Regions from separate parts of the Homo sapiens genome. Here region 1 is linked to region 2. A link is an interaction called in ENCODE POLR2A ChIA-PET data of the cell type or tissue named here. Cell type or tissue: IMR-90. All regions are shown on one strand. Links, peaks and the distances in the headings refer to the core of each region. The heading gives the core; the rest is flanking DNA. Region 1 overlaps PECAM1 (platelet and endothelial cell adhesion molecule 1). Region 2 overlaps CEP95 (centrosomal protein 95).

Region 1 (6,521 bases), core at 1,347-5,346, 190 kb before region 2:
CAGAACGGGGACTGGGATGTCTCCCAGGAAAGCCTGTGCTCTACACCGCCTCAAATCCTACAAGAGTGGGTTCTACGATGCCTATAGTTTCTGCCTGAGGGGTCAGGTTCCAACAGCCCGGACTGAGTAATCTAGAACCAACCTGGAGACCCCGAGAGAACCCACTTGAACAGCCAGCTGCCCTAAAGCAGATGAAGGAAATCAGAATATGCCACCACAAAATATGCCCCTTTGGCATAAGGATTGTTTTGAGCTGGTTCAGATGTAGAAGGAAGTCTTCCCAGAGCTTGTTTATCTGACTAAAAGCAGAAACTACTTCTTCCTTTTTTTTTTTTTTTGAGGCAGATTAACAAGAGAAAAACAAAGAGGGTCTCTGTTTTTCTCTTGTTAATCTGTCTTGTGTAATTTGCAGGGCCCCAGTCAGAAAACCTAAGAGAGTAAAGGAAGAAAATTAAGTTTTTTGGAACCCACAGTCTCATTCTGTCACCCAGGCTGGAGGGCAGTGGCACAATCACAGTTCACTGCAGCCTCCACCTCCCAGGCTCAAGCGATCCTCCTGTCTCAGTCTCCTGAGCAGCTGGGACTACAGGCATGCACCACTATGCCCAGCTAATTTTTGTTTTTATATTGGTTTTTTAAATTTTTTAAAATTTTTTTTTTTTTTTTTTTTTTTAGAGATGGGGCCTCACTGTGTTGCCCAAGCTGGTCTCAAATTCCTGGGCTCAAGCGATTCTCTCACCTCAGCCTTCCAAAGTGCTGAGATTACAGGCATGAACCACCATGCCCAGCCCTAAAAGCAGAAACTCCTAAGAAAACACACCTGCTGTAAATGCCCCCATAAAATATTTGTGGCCACTTGATTGACTTTCTCAGTTTGCCACTCTGGGAAGCCAAAAACCATCTTTCCTTTGTCTTGTCATTTGTCTACAAATTTATTGCTCTTTGTTAAGAAGCTTTATATATTTATATTTATTTTTATTTTTTTGAGATGGAGTTTCATTCTTGTTGCCCAGGCTGGAGTGCAATAGCGTGATCTCGGCTCACTGCAACCTCTGCCTCCCGGGTTCAAGCAATTCTCCTGCCTCAACCTCCCGAGGAGCTGGGGTTACAGGTACATGCCACCATGCCTAGATAATTTTTTGTATTTTTAGTAGAGACGGGGTTTCACCATATTGGCCAGGCTGGTCTCCAACTCCTGACCTCAGGTGATCCACCCGCCTCGGCCTCCCAAAGTGCTGGGATTACAGGCGTGAGCCACTGCGATCAGCCTAAGATGCTTTATAGACCCCAAGTGCTAACCACCCCTTTGAGTTACTCATCATTGATGTTTCTCCTGTGTGATTTGCGTTATGTATGTTAATAAACTCTGTTTTCCTCTTGTTAATCTGCTTGTCCAATTCGCAGGGCCCCAGTCAGAGCACTTAGGAGAGTAAAGGAAAAAAAGTTAAGTTTTTCCCTAGAATCCACACTAAGGTGCCCCTCACCACCTATAAAAGGGCCTCCAACCAGTAGCCTCAGATGATCACAGACTTCGCTGGAGGCCTCGAGGCAGAGGTGGTAAGGAGCTGGCCTCCTGCAGCGAGGATCCCTGCAGCTTCCACCTTCTACCACCCGACTTTCCCAAACCGAAGACAGTACACCTCAGTGATCAAGAGCGTGGAGTCCACTCCGGGGAGGAACGATTCTCAGGGGCTGGCTTGCTGCGTGATCTTGGGCAAGCGTCTTAACCTCTCTATGCCTTAGTATCCTCAACTGTAAAATGGGATTTGTGGTGAATCCCATGGACAAATCCCATTGAAAGACACGATGTACTTAGACCACTTAGCACATACAATAAGTGCTCAAATAGGAGATTTTGCTTAACGAAAGCAACTGAAAGTGAACTCTTCAGCAGTGTCCAAGAAAGCGAACACTCTCAGGGACCACCAAGAAAGTAGAAGGGGCATTTTTGTACAACTGCACAATGGGAGCAACCTTGAACCCTACCTCACTTATAACTTTCCCTTACACTAGACAAATAGAGAACGGCTGTTTATTGTCAGATTTGCATTTTGTTAGCTCTGAATATATGGAGATTGTGAAATGAGGTATTTGAGCTAAAAATTCCCCAGAGAATTGGTTTTTCAAAAATTATTCAGGGTCAAGTTCCACAAGGGTTGAGTTTCTATTCTTCTTGTAGATATACCAACTTTTAAAAGTGAATTAAGAAGTGATCGCTATTTCAGATAAAAAGCAGGGTCCTCAGAGAATTGGATGGTTCTTCTAAAACAGTGCTTTTTGCCTGGCACAGTGGCTCACGCTTGTAATCCCAGCACTTTGGGAGGCCGAAGGGGGTGGATTGCTTGAGCTCAGGAATTCAAGACCAGTCTGGGCAACATGGTAAAACCTCATCTCTACCAAAAATACAAAAACTTAGCTGGGCATGGTGGTGTGTGTCTGTGGTTCTAGCTACTTGGGAGGATTGCTTAAGCCTTAGGGGCCGGGGGGTGTTGCACGGAGTTGCAGTCAGCTGAGATGGCACTGCTGTACTCCAGTCTGGGTGACAGAGTGAGACTCTGTTTCAAACAAAAAAACAAAACAAAACACAAACAGTGCTTCTCAAATATTGGCAGCATCAGAAACATCTGAAGCTGGCTAAGTTCAGATTCCAGAGACTAGTTTTGTGGGTCTGGGCTGGGCCCGAGATTGCTGCTGCTGGTTTGCCGACTGTACTCGGAGGAGTCATCCTTTTATATTTATTTATTTATTTTGAATAAATAAATAAAGCACTTACTGAGTGCTTAATGAGCCACCACGCCTAGCCTGAGTAGCCACCCTTTGCAGAAATGTCCTGGACCATTTTAATGATTCCCTTTCCAAGAACCCACTTAAATAGAGGTCTGCTGTACAAAGCGAGATACTCACACAGTCACTATTTCCCCCACAATGTTTACGTCTTTCGGATTGCTGACTTACCTTCAGAATTTAAAAGTTGTCATTGTGTATTTCATTTCACCAGAATTGAATACAGTTATTATACCCCCCCACCGAAAAAAAGGACTTGTTGAGCTCCCCCAGTTCCAGGTCTGCTTAAGCTCTGTGCTCAGCTCTGGGGGAAGCCCTTTCATGAGTAAGCAGTGGGTCGTCACGGGAAGCGAAGTGGGGCCAGCCGAACCAAAGGAAATAGAGCAGATCCGCAAACCCACACCCACTCCCAAAGTCAGTCTACTGTCAGAAAAGCTGAAGCTGCTGGGCGCGGTGGCTCACACTTGTAATCCCAGCACTTTGGGAGGCCGAGGCGCGCGGATTACCTGAGGTTGGGAGTTTGCGACCAGCTTGACCAACAGGGAGAAACCCCGTCTCTACTAAAAATACAAAATTAGCTGGGTGTGGTGGCACATGCCTGTAATTCCAGCTACTCAGGAGGCTGAGGCAGGAGAATCGCTTGAACCGGGAGGCGGAGGTTGCAGTGAGCCGAGATCGCTCCATTGCACCCCAGCCTGGGCATCAAGAGCGAAACTCTGTCTCAAAAAAAAAAAAAAAAAATTAGCTGAGTGTGGTGGCGGGCGCCTGTAATCCCATCTACTTGGGAGGCTGAGGCAGGAGAATCACTTAAATCCGGGAAGTGGAGGTTGCAGTGAGTCGAGATTGCACCACTGCACTCCAGCCTGAGTGACAGAGCGAGACTCCATATCCAAAAAAAAAAAAGAGAAAAAAGAAAACAAGAAGAAAGGCTGAAGCTACTGGGGGTCTCCAAAGCAAAACACTCGACGTCCAAGACCTTGGGGAACCCCAGCCACCAGGGCCTGTGTGGGGAGCAGGTAAGGGTCACCGGCTGGGGTCAGTAAGCATTCAAGAAGCGCTCGTTGACTACATGAATAGTAAATGTGACCCGAGGTGACTTTTTAAGGGTGGTGGGAGAGAGGAAGCCCACAGCGCTGGTGTAAGAGGTGGCACCCCTTTTTTGGCCTTCTTTGCTTCTTCTTTTCTCTGCCCACTCCCAAGGCCCCATCAGTGATTCTAGGGGGCATCCCCCAGGCTGGGGCACTGGAGACCCTCACTCACCAGGGACAGCTTTCCGGACTTCACTGTACACTGTCTCTGTGTCCTTCTTTCCTAGATCTGGAAAAAGGACCAGGCATAAGTTAGTAGCTGCCTCTGGGAACGAGGTCAGTCCACTGCAGTCATAGGAAAAGGTCTGAGGCTCTGCAGGCAAGGCTGTACCCCACCACTGCACCCCACCAGAACCAGGTCCAGAAGCACCCAGAGACCTTGTCATTTCTGATGTTAGAAGATCCTGGCTGGGCAAGGTGGCTCATACCTGTAATCCCAGCACTTTGGGAGGGTGAGGGGGGCAGATCACTTGAGGTCAGGAGGTTGAGACCATTCTGGCCAACATGGCGAAACCCCGTCTCTACTAAAAATTCAAAAAATTAGCCGGGCATGGTGGTGCGTGCCTGTGATCCCAGTTACTCGAGAGCTAAGGGACGAGAATCGCTTGAACCCAGGATGCAGAGGTTGCAGTGAGCCAAGATTGCGCCACTGCACTCCAGCCTGGGCAACACAGTGACACACCACCTCAAAAAAAAAAAAAAGAAGAAGAAGAAGGTCTTGGTCTAACGAGCGTCACTCCCAGTCTGGGAATAGGAGGTCAGCAGGCCATTGTGGAGCAGGGCCACATGCACCAGAGGAACCCTGGACCTGAGGGGCCACGGATGGAGAGGCCCCCAGCAAGGGCCTGCAGCCTCCAGCTTGCTGGCCCCACTCCTCTTCCCCTGCCACCGTGACCCTTGTCCAGACATTCTGCCAGGTCCCTCAACGCAGGGTTGGGCTATGGCCTCCCAATCACCTGAGAGCCCAGACCCCGGGATCCAGAACGAGATCCTGAGGTCTGGGTTAGAGCCTGGGGGTTGTCAGTGACCCTAGGAATAGCTGGGACTGAGAACTCTTACAGGGATAGACAGCTGGGCTGGCTGTTTTCACTGCTGGCTCCTGGGCCTCACTGCAGCTTCTGGTTGGATTGGTCTGGGGGGGTCCCTGGTGCTGGTTTTTTAGGATCTCCTCAGGGGCCCTAATATGCAGACAGGGCTGAGATCCTCTGGGCTAGACCCTCTCAATATGGCAGCATGATGACTGACCCAGGGTGTGGCGTATACCTGGAGGAGACTCAAGGGCGCCCTTCCTGCCATCTGTTTACCTTACACTGGGGTATGGGCACAGGATGTGTATACAAAAATACACACACAGCATATACACACGCACACTCATGCACACAATGTGTATACATGCTATGTATACCCTCATACAGTGTGTAGGATGTGTCTACACACATTGTATACACACTGTATGTACAAACATGCAATCTGGGTGTGCACACACTCATGCACACAGGGTGTGCACACACATACATACCCACCAACCCTGAGGAAACAGGATGGAACCTGGCCACTTCCCAGCTCCTGTCACCTGCACAAAGGCCCAGGAAGCCTCACTGTAGAAAAGAGCCTGATGTCGTGTGGGCCACTGTTCTCCTTTTACAGATGGGGAAAGGAAGCCCCAGATAGGGTAAGGGGCTTCCTGTGCCATGGTCAGTGCATTTCCCTCCTCGGAGTGAATGGCTGGGGTGTGACCCTGGACTCTACCTGCACTGAGATGCCCTTGTCTCACCATGCTCCAGGGACACCCCACTCTCACTTCCTGGCCCCACACACACTCCTCCACAGCCAGCACTGCCCTTTCTCCTTGCCCCATTTCCCCACGACCCTGGTGGAGCTTCACGCATGTACCAACACACCCACACTCACTCTCCCTCTGTGCCCTGGGAAGTTACAGGGCCCCCTGAGCTCCACAGCATGTTGGTGACATTTGTCCACAACACACCGATGTGACTTGTTCCCAAGTCCGTCTCCCTGGCAGACCCCGACCTCCTATGGGGTGACAGCTGGGGTCTTGGACATGTCCCATTCCTAGGCTTGCTCAGCTGCCTGGGGGCACCTGTCCAAGTTTGAAGTGACAGTAATGGTGGTGGCTCCTGTGTCAGGAACCATTTGTGAGGAGAAAGCCTGGGGGTGGGTCAGATCCCTACAGTTGAACTTGGGGCATTTGGGGTGACTAGGGCCTTACACTGACTTCCCCAGGGCACCAAACAGGATTTGGAACTCAGTAGAGTGGCTGAGCTACCAGGGCACCACACTGCTGGGACAGCAGAGATGCCCACACACCCCTCACTCTCTTTCTGTGGCACCAGATGTGGGGGCCTCAAGGAAAGCTGTAGGGATCCCCAACCCTATTGGGGGATCCTCCACATCCCCAAGACACCCTCTGCTTGATGTCAGGCCTGGCCAAATCACTCACTCAGCAGAATCCTAGACACCTAGTGTGAACCCCGCACTGTGGAAGAGGAAAGGTGATCGGGCCTGGTCCCAGCTTTCAGGAGCTCCAGGCTGCGAGGCAGACAGGTGCACAAACAACGCAGACACTGCAACAAATGCTATCAAACACCATATACCAGGCGCATGGTGGGGTGGTCACGGCCAGCTCAC
Region 2 (6,521 bases), core at 1,243-5,242:
ACATTAACTTTGCCTATAAGCATATATAATAAGATAGATATGTATGCTTACATCCCACCTTCTCAGGACCCAGATAGGTAAAAGGATAGCAGATGCGTGGCTCAGATAATTTACCTTTTCTCTCTTTGCATCTCCCCCTATCACCAAGAGCACTCTCCATAGTCCTTTGTGCATAGGAGGCATTCCACATGTTGAATATCCAAAGTTGAATGTAGAAGCTAAGTATTTGAGACAGTACACATTTGTATGCATTTGTCTGTTTACTTGGTGTTACCATACCAATTCAAGTTAGTTACAGGAGAGAGTCCCTTTAGCACATTCACTCATCAGTCTCTTTGGATTTAGTGAAAACCAACTTTGGTTTCCAGCATAACATTCTGGCTATCAGGAACTAATGTTATATGTCTTTTCTCTGTTGCAGGACTTTCCATGCGTAGAAAGCCACCCTACAGATCCCATTCGCTCTCTCCATCTCCAGTTAACAAACACAAACAGTTCCACTTGGAGAGAAAAAGGCAGCGCAAGCCAAGAGAAACAGATGTCCGCCAATTCCAAGCACAGGTTCTTCCCCATCTCTTGACTACCATTAAGCAGCAGCCAGTACCATTTCCCCTCAGCCAGATGCTACCATGAACATGCTGTTGATTTAGGCTTAAAATACATTTAATATTCTTGAGCGGAGTGGATGATAGAGAGCTATGTGACATAGCTTATGTCTTTGTTAGCATAAAATTATACTCATGAAACTCTTAAAAAAAATAACCTGGCTGGACATAGCTTGGTGTTCCAGTAGATTAAGAAAGAGGAGATCAGTGTGAGTTGTTATTTTCAGAGTGAGCTTCAGAGATGAAGGGAATTTGAGGTGGATTAAACGTGAAAGGCCACTTGAGTTACAGAGAAGATGAGATCAAGTACCCAAGACAGGAATGAGAGGAGGTGGTTGGGATTCAACAACAGGGAGATTGGTATGATTACCTAGGAAGACTTTCCACTGTGGAATGTGGATTTTGAAATGTAGCATGGATTTAGAACACTTATTTGCAGTAGTAGGTTTTATAATGCGGTAGGATTTATAATGGTGAAAAACTAAAACCAATTCAGACATCTTACACTCATTTGTAACTCAGCATGTAACTTCCACTCAGGAGAGTATCAAAATGATTGCAAAAACTTGAGAACAGAAAAAACGCATGATGTAAAATTTCATTTTATGTCCCAATTATATATGTTAAAGTAATGTAGAGATTTGTGAGGCAGGTGCAGTGGCCCTGCACTTTGGGAGGGTGAGACAGGTGGATCACCTGAGGTCGGGAGTTCGAGACCAGCCTGGCCAACATGTTGAAACCCCATCTCTACTAAAAATACAAAAATTAGCCAGGCATGGCAGTGCACACCTGTAGTCCCAGCTACTCAGGAGGCTGAGGCAGGAGAATCACTTGAACTCGGGAAGTGGAGGTTGCAGTGAGCTGAGTTTGTGCCACTGCCTCCAGCCTGGGCGAGAGTGCGACTGTCTCAAAAAACAAAACAAGAAAACCATACATTTGTGATATAGAGTCTGAAAGGAATTTTTTTAAAAAGTGAATGAGCTTGATATTTTAGGGGTGGCAGGTATCCTAGGTGAATTTTTTTCCTCTTTTGTATTTTTTTTTTTTTTTTCTCAAGGTGGAGATTCACTCTTGCCGCCCAGGCTGGAGTGCAATGGCATAATCTTGGCTTACCTCAACCTCCGTTTCCCGGGTTCAAGCGATTCTCCTGCCTCAGCCTCCCGAATAGCTGGGATTACAGGCATGTGCCACCACGCCCAGCTAATTTTGTATTTTTAGTAGAGATGGGGTTTCTCCATGTTGGTCAGGCTGGTCTTGAACTCCTGACCTCAGGTGATCCACCTGTCTCATCCTCACCGCACGCGGCTAAGAGCTTGGATGCTCGGTTGAGGCACCATTGGAATTGAAACTCAGGATCTCCTGTTTACTAGACAGGTGCTTTAACCAGCTAAGCCATGGTGCTGCCCGTTGTGTATGTTTTTAATAACTGTAATATATGACCTTTTCCCCTTTAGGCGTTTACTGAAGCATTTGAAAGGGAACTAAGAAGACATAAAGTTCAAGAGAATATTGGACCTCTAAGAATACATGAGAAGGAGGAGGAAACAGTGGGTAAAAGTCTCCACTGTAATAAATGCCATTTGATCAGATGAGTGGGAAGTACAAAGATGATCTTTTTAAAAGAAGAAGGGGCCAACAGGGCCTTAATCATGAGCTCTTTAGGAAAAGGCAGGATTTCATGTCATGATACAGGACTTGCTTATTAATAAGGCATTCAGGTTGCTAAAATATGACGAGACATGGTTCCAAAGAAAAGTAGTGTTTTTCCGCTACTTAAAACTTCCCATCAGTTTTTAAGGGTTTATTTGACTTAGCAGTTCACCAGGGGCTTAAAAACTACTCTAGGCTGACAAAATTAAAGAAGAGTAAGAGAAGACAGAACATCCTAGTTGGCTATAGACCTGGTTGTAAGAAACCCAAAACAGAAGTTTTCATTGCCTTTCAAAAGAATGGTTACAGAAACTAAGTGAAATCATGGGGAAAATGCTTATGCTAAAATATTCATGAACAAAACAGGATATAAAGTACAGTATGGTTACAACTAAGCATACTGCATAGTTGCCTGAGAATTTTTTAAATCTACATGGAAAAAGAGAAGTACATTGAAACATTAATGGTTAAAAAAAAGATTAATAGTGGTTGTATTTAGGGTGTGGGACTATGGTGACTGAAACTTGAAAAAGATTCAGTGCTTTTTCAAATTCCAAGGGATGCCAGAGGCCAAAAGGTGCATTTAACTTAGAGTAAATGAATATTAACCAGATTTTACAAATTTGAAGTAAGGTGGTTTGGCTTACTGTTAGCTAAAAAACTAAAAAACTACCGTTAGCTGTTTTTGTCAGTATGTAATATTTAAGATGATGTATGAAAGAACTGTTAGACCTTTTATTTTTATTCTGTTTTATATCTGCTTCTAAGGAAAAAATATACAGAGGAGAAGCTGTTCGTAAAGGAACTCCAGAATGTAGTCAGCCCTGGAAGATTTACTCTAGAAAAACCACAACGCAGAGTCTAAGAGGTGGCCTCCCAAAGCCAAATAAAGCAGTTCCAAGTAAGAACCACAGAATTGTACTTTATGGAAAACTGGCAACCTTTGAAAGCATGTGCAACATTCCAAGGACACAGCACTGAAAGCTAACATCCACCAGTTAGCCGAAGAAAGTTTTTTTTTTTTCCCAATCACTGCCATGTGGCTGGTTTTCCGTAGAGGGCTAAAACTCTTCAATAAGGAAGTACTTCAGGGAGGCCTATATATTGGCACCCAAGGAATGCCAGGACTGCCACCTGCTGCTCCAGCGTTAGCCTCACTCGTGTGCTTACTCACTTTGACTGCCTTTTTGTCTATTTCTGGGAGGTTGGTAGAATGAAAGGGATGCTCCAAGGCAAGCAGATGGCCTGTCCACCTCCTATATATTGACAGTGCCAATGAGTGTAGAGTCTTGTTACAAGAAACAAAGTCATGAGAAATGCCAGGCTTCCTGTTACACCCAAAGACTGCTGGCCCTCCTACTCTATCCTTTAGACCAGAAACTTTTTCTTCTAAGCACTTGCCTACCGGGAAGGTTGAGGAGTCTTGTTTTACCGTACGTAGAGAATCTACCCACAGGCACTGAAGCGGCTGAGCAATTAGGATGGACTTCCCAGGACCAGCATGGCATCAATCCAGAACTATTGAGCTTATTTTTATCCTTACCAGTAGTTGGCTTACTCCAATCAGAGGAGTAATGCAAATTATTATAAGTACATTTAGAATTGTTCTTTTCAGGATCAAAACCACATCACTTACATAAGCTTTGATCTACCAGGGATGTTGGATGACAGTTCTTGTCCACGTCTCAGATTAAGAACATCTTATTTTACCTTGCAGTGAAAGTAAGTGAACACAGTCTCCTGCCCCTTATGCTGGAGCAGTTTCCGTTTCTTTATGTTTCTGGCCCAACACTAAGCAAAATGTGGAAACAGCAAATTGCACAGGTTGAACAGCTTAAGAAAGAAGCATGTAGAGAAAATCGATCAAAGAAGAAACTCCAAGATGAAGTAAGTTACTGTCAGTCTTAAGCATAGGAATTTAAATGAGAAGAGCTTATCCTTAAGAATTTAGTGAACAGCATTATTAACCTACTTAACTTCATGTCCCCCTTCAAGATAGAAGAAGCCCTAAGAAGGCATGACCTCCTTACTACCCTTGTCAAGAAAGAATATGAACATAACAAGAGACTGGTATGTCAAGAGCAAGTTGGGTATTATAATTCTGAATTTGTTATATTCATTCCCTTTATCTGTGCTAGCTGGGCAACAGTTGCACAGACCCTTAACCTCTTAACACCTGCATGTGGAAGTGTTGCCTAGGTCTTTAACCAAAATTGATAGCCCATGCCTGTAATCCCAGCACTTTGGGAGGCTGAGGTGAGAGGATCACTTGAGACCAGCCTCAGCAACATAGTGGGACCCTGTCATTAAAAATATATATATGGGTGTGGAAAAAATGAGCCTGGCATGGTGGCATTTGCCTGTGGTCCCAGCTACTTGGGAGGCTGAAGTGGGAGGATCACTTGAACGTGGGAGGGCGAGGCTGCAGTGAGCTATGATCTTGCCACTGCACTCCAGCCTGGGTGCCAGAGTGAGACCCTGTCTCAACAACAACAAAACACACAAACCCAAAATGGGCAGGAGGAAGAGCTAGGTACTTTATATACACAGTTTCAGTTAGTCTTCATAGTAATGTATTAGAGATGTTTTCTATGAAATGAAAACCCTGAAGCTTTGAGATACTAAGTAACTTGCCCTGGGTCTCACTGATAAGCAAGGGACACAGCTGAGATTTTAATCCAGTTCTGTCTGTGGACTCCATGGACCCATCTAGGTGCCAAGCAGCTGAACTTAGTGCTGTTTGCCCTCTCCCATCCTTCTCAGGTCCCAAGTAGAGAGCTCCAGGATTTATCAGCCTCCGTTATAATTTTGACTAGGAATTGTGCTTAGAGAATTACGAAGGGAGAGGATGGAGGTCAGAAACAATCTGCCAAAGGGAGAGATTTAAAAATCTTTGCCTGAGTGTGGAGTAGAGATAAGCCATGAGAACTGTAATACTGAACAGTTCCAGGAAGACATCTCAGGAACTGCAGATGGTACTTTCCTGTGGAGGGAAAAAACACTAGTATCTGAAACACCTACATAAGAGGCTTTATGTACATGACCCCATTTTATTTTCACTCCTTTGTCAGATACTGTCTAATTTCCTTAGTTTTTGCCTAAATGCTCCTGGCAGCTCAGGCTCTGCTTGAAAGTCTGGGTGTGCCATTTTCCTACTCCTTGTGAGGTGGCATCTGGGCCAGCCTTGTTAGCAGCTTCCTGGTGGCATGGGGAGTGAGCCCTCAGTTCCACAGGAGTGCCCAGGATCACTGCTGCCCTCTGCTGCAGTGGGGTGTTATTGGAGCTGCTCTTCAGATTGAGGTGATAAAGCTGCCAAAGGCTGAAGGGCTTCTGGGGCCACTGGCCCCCCACACGTGACATACTGCCTGAAGACATCGTGATGGGGAGTGAGGCAGATGAGAACGCTGGAATCTGCATTCCTCTTGTCCTTACCCTTCTCTTCCCTCCCCTTTCCCTTTCTTAGCAAGACTTCAAGGACTGCATTCGTAGGCAAAGGTTGACCCAATCAAAGATAAAAGAAAATCGACAGCAAATCGTTCGTGCTCGAAAATATTATGATGATTATAGAGTTCAGTTGTGTGCAAAAATGATGAGAATGAGGACCCGGGAAGAAATGGTAAGTCTGACTTTTCTGTCCAGCCCTGTTAAGAAGGTGAACTTTGTTATCTTTCAGGACCACCTTCTTTGTTCGTGACTCTTGTCCAAATTTGAATCCAAAATCTAAACTGAAGTCCTATAGTGCTGGCCCTGAGTTCTGCTTGGCCACACTTCATTTTCTTACTCCATTGTGCATTCCCGTCCATTCTCAGTCTCCGTGTCCCTCATCTTAATGTGAAGTCTTACTTCCTCCCTGCCTCCTACACATAACAGGTACTTCTCCAGTAAAACTACTTTAGAGGTTTGGGAACATGTGAGAGACAAATTTAGTGTGATAACATGACCTTGCATTCCACATAAAATCAGGACTAGTGTCCAGCTGTGCTGTGAGGGGTTTTCCACAAGGATGACATTTGCTATGTCATCCTAATCAGGCTGTGAAATGATTAACCTTTTGAGATCCCAAGCTAGCAATAAATTTCATCTGTAAAATATTTTAGTAATTATAGTTTACTAAAGACTTGGACATATTTCTAGAGGAAGGCTTTGAGGAGAGCGTAAGTAACTTGTCTGTAGCTCATGAATGCGTCGCCGTCAGAACCAGTTTTTCTATCCAGAATTTACACTGATGAAGGGAGGACAAGTGCGCATATCCAAGCCCTTTGAGCA

Evidence for each region. ChIA-PET counts read pairs that join two places held together with the same protein. Peaks named below come from ENCODE experiments on the same cell type or tissue, not always from the same donor. Only the 100,000 strongest peaks of a DNase experiment are listed, where the experiment ranks them.
Region 1: POLR2A ChIA-PET joins it to region 2 with 7 read pairs; 4 of 35 experiments call an interaction of 5 or more read pairs at or near these places.

What each region holds. Positions count from the first base shown.
Region 1 is chr17:64,337,590-64,344,110 of GRCh38, forward strand. PECAM1 (platelet and endothelial cell adhesion molecule 1) reads right to left here. Exons shown (of 16, transcript NM_000442.5): 14 at 4,045-4,101. Among named protein-coding and RNA genes, the nearest start is that of PECAM1, 50 kb to the right of the region's middle. In IMR-90, for the core only: no CTCF peak of the experiment used is centred there; no DNase peak of the experiment used is centred there; H3K27me3 peaks cover 561 bases.
Region 2 is chr17:64,528,867-64,535,387 of GRCh38, forward strand. CEP95 (centrosomal protein 95) reads left to right here. Exons shown (of 20, transcript NM_138363.3): 12 at 422-561; 13 at 2,060-2,152; 14 at 3,024-3,156; 15 at 3,973-4,142; 16 at 4,251-4,325; 17 at 5,719-5,871. Among named protein-coding and RNA genes, the nearest start is that of CEP95, 25 kb to the left of the region's middle. In IMR-90, for the core only: no CTCF peak of the experiment used is centred there; a DNase peak (open chromatin) is centred at 3,185.